Linked DNA regions of Homo sapiens: region 1 is linked to region 2. Evidence: chromatin loops called from intact Hi-C (ENCODE). Cell type or tissue: MCF 10A. All regions are shown on one strand. Each heading gives the region's core, and the rest is flanking DNA. Links, peaks and the distances in the headings are about the cores only.

The links. Peaks named below come from ENCODE experiments on the same cell type or tissue, not always from the same donor. Only the 100,000 strongest peaks of a DNase experiment are listed, where the experiment ranks them.
Region 1: a loop joins it to region 2, with 14 times the contacts of the local background. A loop is called at or near these places in 2 of 110 quality-filtered maps.

The regions. Positions count from the first base shown.
Region 1 is chr6:154,275,800-154,278,717 of GRCh38, forward strand. All of the region lies in intron 2 of IPCEF1 (interaction protein for cytohesin exchange factors 1), which reads right to left. Among named protein-coding and RNA genes, the nearest start is that of IPCEF1, 80 kb to the right of the region's middle. In MCF 10A, for the core only: a CTCF peak has its summit at 1,631; a DNase peak (open chromatin) is centred at 1,642.
Region 2 is chr6:154,456,109-154,459,026 of GRCh38, forward strand. All of the region lies in intron 1 of CNKSR3 (CNKSR family member 3), which reads right to left. Among named protein-coding and RNA genes, the nearest start is that of CNKSR3, 53 kb to the right of the region's middle. In MCF 10A, for the core only: no CTCF peak of the experiment used is centred there; DNase peaks (open chromatin) are centred at 1,143 and 1,913.

The sequences.
Region 1 (2,918 bases), core at 175-2,674, 180 kb before region 2:
TTATAAAAGCTGTCAGCCGCTTGCACCCATTGCTCTAGAGTTGGAGCCAAAACCCCTTTTGTCTGGCTAGATTTTTCCTTAAGAAATATCATTTTAGGGGCCGGGCACAGTGACTCACGCCTGTAATCCTAGCACTTTGGGAGGCCGAGGCGGGTGGATCACTTGAGGTCAGGAGTTCGAAACCAGCCTGACCAACATGGTGAAATTCCATCTCTACTAAAAATACCAAAAAAATTTAGCTGGCCATGGTGGCAGGTGCCTGTAATCCCAGCTACCCGGGAGGCTGAAGCAGGAGAATCGCTTGAACCTGGGAGGTGGAGGTTGCAGTGAGCCGAGATTGTGCCACTGCACTCCAGCCTGGGCAACAGAGAGAGATTCCATCTCAGAAGAAAAGAAAGAAAGAGAAAAAGAGAGAGAGAGAGAAAAGGAAAGAAAGAAAGAGAAAAGGTGGGAGGGAGGGAGGAAGAAAGAGAAAAAAGAAAAGAAAAAAAAAGAAAAGAAAAGAGGAAGGGAAGGAGGGAGGGAAGGAGGAAATAAAAGATCATTTTAGGGGCCTTGTAATTTTGCAAAGGTCGTGCCCAAGGGTTATCAGACAAGAGAGACCATAAGGAGATAAACTACTGTATATAATCATGGTGAGGGCTGCTTTGCCCAGAATAGAGTGACTTCTCTTGGAGGCTCTTATAATGATATTTGGCAGAACTGTTGCAAACTGTTTTCAGTCTTCACAGCAAGGTTGTAAAGTAACTTATACTTTAACACGTGAAAAAACGAATATACAGAGTGGGTGGACTAACTAGTTTACATAGCTAGCAAGTTAAAGCCAAATTTGAATTCAGATTTTCAGACTCCAGGTCCAGGGCCCTATGGTCATCAGCAGTGCTGTCTCAGAATAATCTTTGCCTTTTCAAATTCTCCTTAGAAGCAGGCTTTTATTTTCTTTTTGCAAACAGTAGATCTCATTACATTCTTAGAGAATGAATGAGTCTAATAATTCTTACAGACACTCAGGGCAAGACATGCAGTAGGCACCTAACAAATATCTGTTGACTTATATTGGCCCTGCCTCAACTTTAGGACAAGTTAGAATGAGTAAGCTATTTACCAAATTTAGACAATTCAGAGGGACCTTCGGTGACTAGCAGTGATAACGTGGCTGCCAAAGGGCTACTCGTGGGATCATAGATCAGCTGCCACTGTGTGGTCTGGAAGGGTCTGATCAGCAGGCAATACAGCTCTCAGAAAGAGACACTGACGAGCTGCATGCAGCTTGTTTGGGAATTGCGCATCCTAGGTGAGGCTTCATTCAGAAACTATGAAGGGCTCACGTCCTGGTCAGAATCCCACATGGGCAGGCTATGAATTGAAGGCTTAAACCATATCATGCTGGAAACCACACAGGCACAAGGACCTCAATTTTGCATCTGCTGAAAAATCTGGGTTAGTGTCTCCAAAACATCTAAAGCAAGAACGAGAGATGTCACTAAAACACACCTATTTATTCTTTAGGAAGAACTGTTAAATTAAAGTCATTCTTAAATACCCCCCATCCCAAATTGAGATATTTGTTGACACAATCCACATAAGCGAATGCCGTCAAGAATAGATTTGCTTTCTCTGAAATCATAACATGTATGCAAAGAGACACCTAGTGGAAGAACACCTAAGTACAATATTTAGCTTAAGACCAAAGATTAAATCGTCCAACTCCCTAATTTGACATTCTTTCAATTTCAATAGCGCATTTTTTTAAACCACTAGAATCATAAACTCAGAAATCTAAGTTTTCAAAAAGAAAATGTTCTATTTGTTTTTCCAGGAAGCATTGGCTCTTTTATTGGTTGTTGTTGTTGTTCATTAGACTATCTTACGTATAAATTACTGCGAAGTAATACAAAAATTACAGAGCAGACTGCAGCTGGCCAGCCACTTTACTTCACCTTTCCCTGAACACATGTGGGCTTATTTTTTTGTTTCCATTCCTTTATAGACTTTGCCTGTGAGATTTTCCGCTTGTCTTTGGGTTGCTTTTTTCTTGCTTTTAACTAGGTAAAGCCAGACTTTTTTTTTCCAGCCAGCTTCCTGTGGTCCGCCCAGCTTCCTGTGGTCCACCCACTCTCATCTTTACATGCTCACTTTCCCACTCGTACCTCACCTACACTGGGTACCGCACCCACCTCCTCATCTTCCATGCACACGTGCACCTTCCTCTCTCCCTCCTGCCCTAGATACCTTCATTTAACCTCAAAAGGAAAACTTTGTTATCACAAAATAGAAGGAATCACCTATTTTTTTCTTTACTCCATAGTACTAAAATTCAGCTATGACAAACGTTGAAATTATTATTTTTAAACTCCTGCATAGAAAAAAAGTTTAGATTGGAAATTGATTTTTAATTTAACAGATATGTTTAATTGCAATTTCTATGACCTCACAGGCACCACTTCATGGGATTTTACATCTGAAAGAGGAACATGTGCTCTAGCAGAAGCCAGACTGACATTCACCAGGTCCAGGTCTCCTGACACTGCTGTGCTACAAAGAGCTGAGCCCTGTGGACAGGTCCGGGAGAATGAGACGCCAAGTAGAGAATGGGAATCCAAGAGACGCCAAGGCTCCAGACGTATGGATGCAAAAGTGATCTTGAAAGTAGAGATCCTCCGATCCTAGCCACCCCAGCTAAAGTCACATGGGTCAAAGATGAACTGCCAAGCCAAGTCAACCCCTCTCCAAATTCCTGTCATGGTCAAAACAAAAAGGTCCTTACTCCACTGTTTTCAATAAGTAAGAAGGTCCTTATTCCTACATCACATGCTTGATGGTGACATGTTGAAACCTTTTCCTTTGATATTAGGAATAAGCCAAAGATTCTCATTATCACTTAACAACATTGTCTCAAAAGTACTGGAAAACAATGG
Region 2 (2,918 bases), core at 91-2,590:
CATCATGACCACTTTAGTGGAAAGTGTCCCACAGACCACACCTTCTGTGGCTTTGCTTCCAGCTTAGCAAGCTCAAGTTGGCAGAAGCTACAATTCTTCAAATACAGGAGCCCAGAGTGGTTCTTCCAATGTTTTGCATTGAGTACTCTCACCTGAGTTGGGTTTTGTGCTTTCAGGTTGTTTTTTGTTTTCTGGGTTTTTGTTTTGTTTTGTTTTGTTTTTTTAATGATTAAATTCAGAAATCAGTTTAGCTAAAGCTTGTAGACTCTCATCTCACTCAAGACTTTTAAGAATCACAAGTGACATGTGCCAGGCGCGGTGGCTCACGTCTGTGATCCCAGCACTTTGAGAGGCCAAGGAGGGTGGATCACTTGAGGTCAGGAGTTCGAGACGAGCCTGGCCAACATGGTGAAACACCATCTCTACTAAAAATACAAAAAAAAAAAAAAATAGCTGGGCTTGGTGGTGGGCCCCTGTATTCTCAGCTACTCAGGATGCTGAGGCAGGAGAATCAGTTGAACCTGGGAGATGGAGGTTGCAGTGAGCTGAGAACATGCCATTGCACTCCAGCCTAGGTGACAAGAATGAAACTCTGTCTCAAAAAAAAAAAAAAAAAAAAAAAAAAAAGTGACATGTGATGCAAAAATTTGCTCCAACAGGATTTTGGTAGACTATGCTCTTCCACGAGGAGAATCATCACAGACTCACACAAATTCAATTTAATTCAACAAACTTTAGGAAGCAACTACTATATGTAAGATACTCTCTACTGGAAATCGACCTCCATTACAAAGGAGACGGGGTTCAGGGGTAGGTCAGCTTATTATTATCTGAACCAGAGGGACGGAAACAGGATTTGGGGGGTACATTTACACCTGACCACAATATTCTCAGAATTCCCAATACTTTGAAAAACATTAAATGGTAAAGACCTGACATCAAAGCTCCTTAGCCTTCCCGACTTACTGACACCACTGGCCAGTATATTATAACTTCCCCCAAACATGACATGTTGCTAAGAACAAAAAGACAGCTTTCAAACAGAAGCGTGACATGTTTTGGCTTCTATGTGAGCGTAGTATGATTAATGGAGGGAGCAAGGCTGATGTCAGGGCATGCCAAAAGCCAGAAAGGTGGTCTACTGGTAGGCCTCCGAGTGCCCTTTCGTGAGATGAGTCACCCAGTTACATCACTTGGAAATGCCTTTCTTCTGTCGCTCGTTTTGTTGATGTCTGTAGGCCTTAATTTTCAGGACTAGTTGATAAAGAGTTGATTTAAATATAGCAATTTGAGGTTGTTCAATAATACTATGTTTGAAACCCAGCAGTGGGCCAGATGCAGGGGCTCACACCTGTAATTCCAGCACTTTGGGAGGCCAAGGTGGGTGGATCACCTGAGGTCAGGAGTTCGAGAACAGCCTGGCCAACATAGTGAAACCCTGTCTCTACTAAAAATGCAAACAGCCGGGCGTGGTGGCCTGTAATCCCAGCTACAGGCGTTCTCTGCATTCTGTTCTGTCATTTGTCTCTGCAGAGTATCCCTTCACCATGTCCCCTTCTGCTCGTGGTCACTGTCACAGCTGAACTTATGTCTTGCCCGGATTTCTGCAATAACCTAGAAAGTGGTGGCCATGCTCACTCCCTTCTTCCTCTTAATTCATCCTCTATCATTCCATCTGAGCAAAACCATCCTGTCCTTTACAGATCCCAGTCCATTAGCTCAACACAGCATCTCAAGTCCTTTGGGACCCGTCCTCTTCCAAACCTCCCTGCAGTCCCATCATCCTGTAACTCACCCTACTGGTGAGGACACAGTAAGCACCTGTTCTGCTGAGTTTCTCCAAAAGTAACAAAAATGTCACGCACAGGTTGGCAAAAACAGCACCCAGGCCAAATCCTGCCAGCTGCCTGTTTCTGCAAACAAAGTCTGAATGGAACACGGCCATGACTCCTTGGTTTACAGATTGCCTCTGGCTGCTTTTGTACTACAATGGCAGAGTTGAATAGCTGTGATAGAGACGTATGGCTCTCCCACAGAGCCTAAAATATTTACTACCTGGCCCAGGTTTACAGGCCCTTGGTATAACTGACAGCAGCGATGAGTACAGAGTGATGATGACCTCTGCCGACCAGAAAAATAGACTCCACCAGTCTAGTCTGGAATTAAGGGAATGTGAGTTTTTCTTTTTTTGTTGTATTTTTTAAGGAATCATTTCATACAGTTACACTGAATTTAAAACCATAGAAAATGCTCCCCCCTCCCCTAATGAAAGACCTGAATGTTTTAGGAGGTTCCTTACAACTTTTGAGCCACTTTATTATTTTCTTTTTGTCAGTTCTCTTGAGGCATAATTTATAGACATTAAAAGTCACCAATTTCCAGGGTACAACTCAGTGAGCTTGGACAAACAGGCAGTCATTCAACCACACTACAATCATGATAGAAACATTCCTATCACCCCCAAAAAAAGTTCCCTCGGGCCCCTTTGCTGCCTACTCCCTCCCTACAGCCCCGTCCCCAGCTGCCACTAATCTGATTTCTACCTAAATGAGCCCAATTTCTCCTCCTGGCTGTACTCCCTGTCCTGCCCCAGTAACACTGGCTAACTCACTTAGTTCTGGTTCTCAGGCTTCCCATCAGTGGATTAGCAGGCTTCCATTAGAACTGACACCCACGCACACTACTAATTGCAGCTCTGATTTTATCAGTCATCCTTCGAGGTTTGTGGTTAAATTTAATTTGAAGAACGGGGACCATGATGAAACATAATGTCTGAAAACTGGATTGGAAAGCTGCCGTGCTTCTTTCAGGTCTAAAGATCCATAGTTCCAACATATGTTTGAGCTACTCAGAAGTTACCTTTACTTACAAGAGCAGAGAATGAAAAAGGAAATAAGCTGCCCAGAAACTTAAGTCCT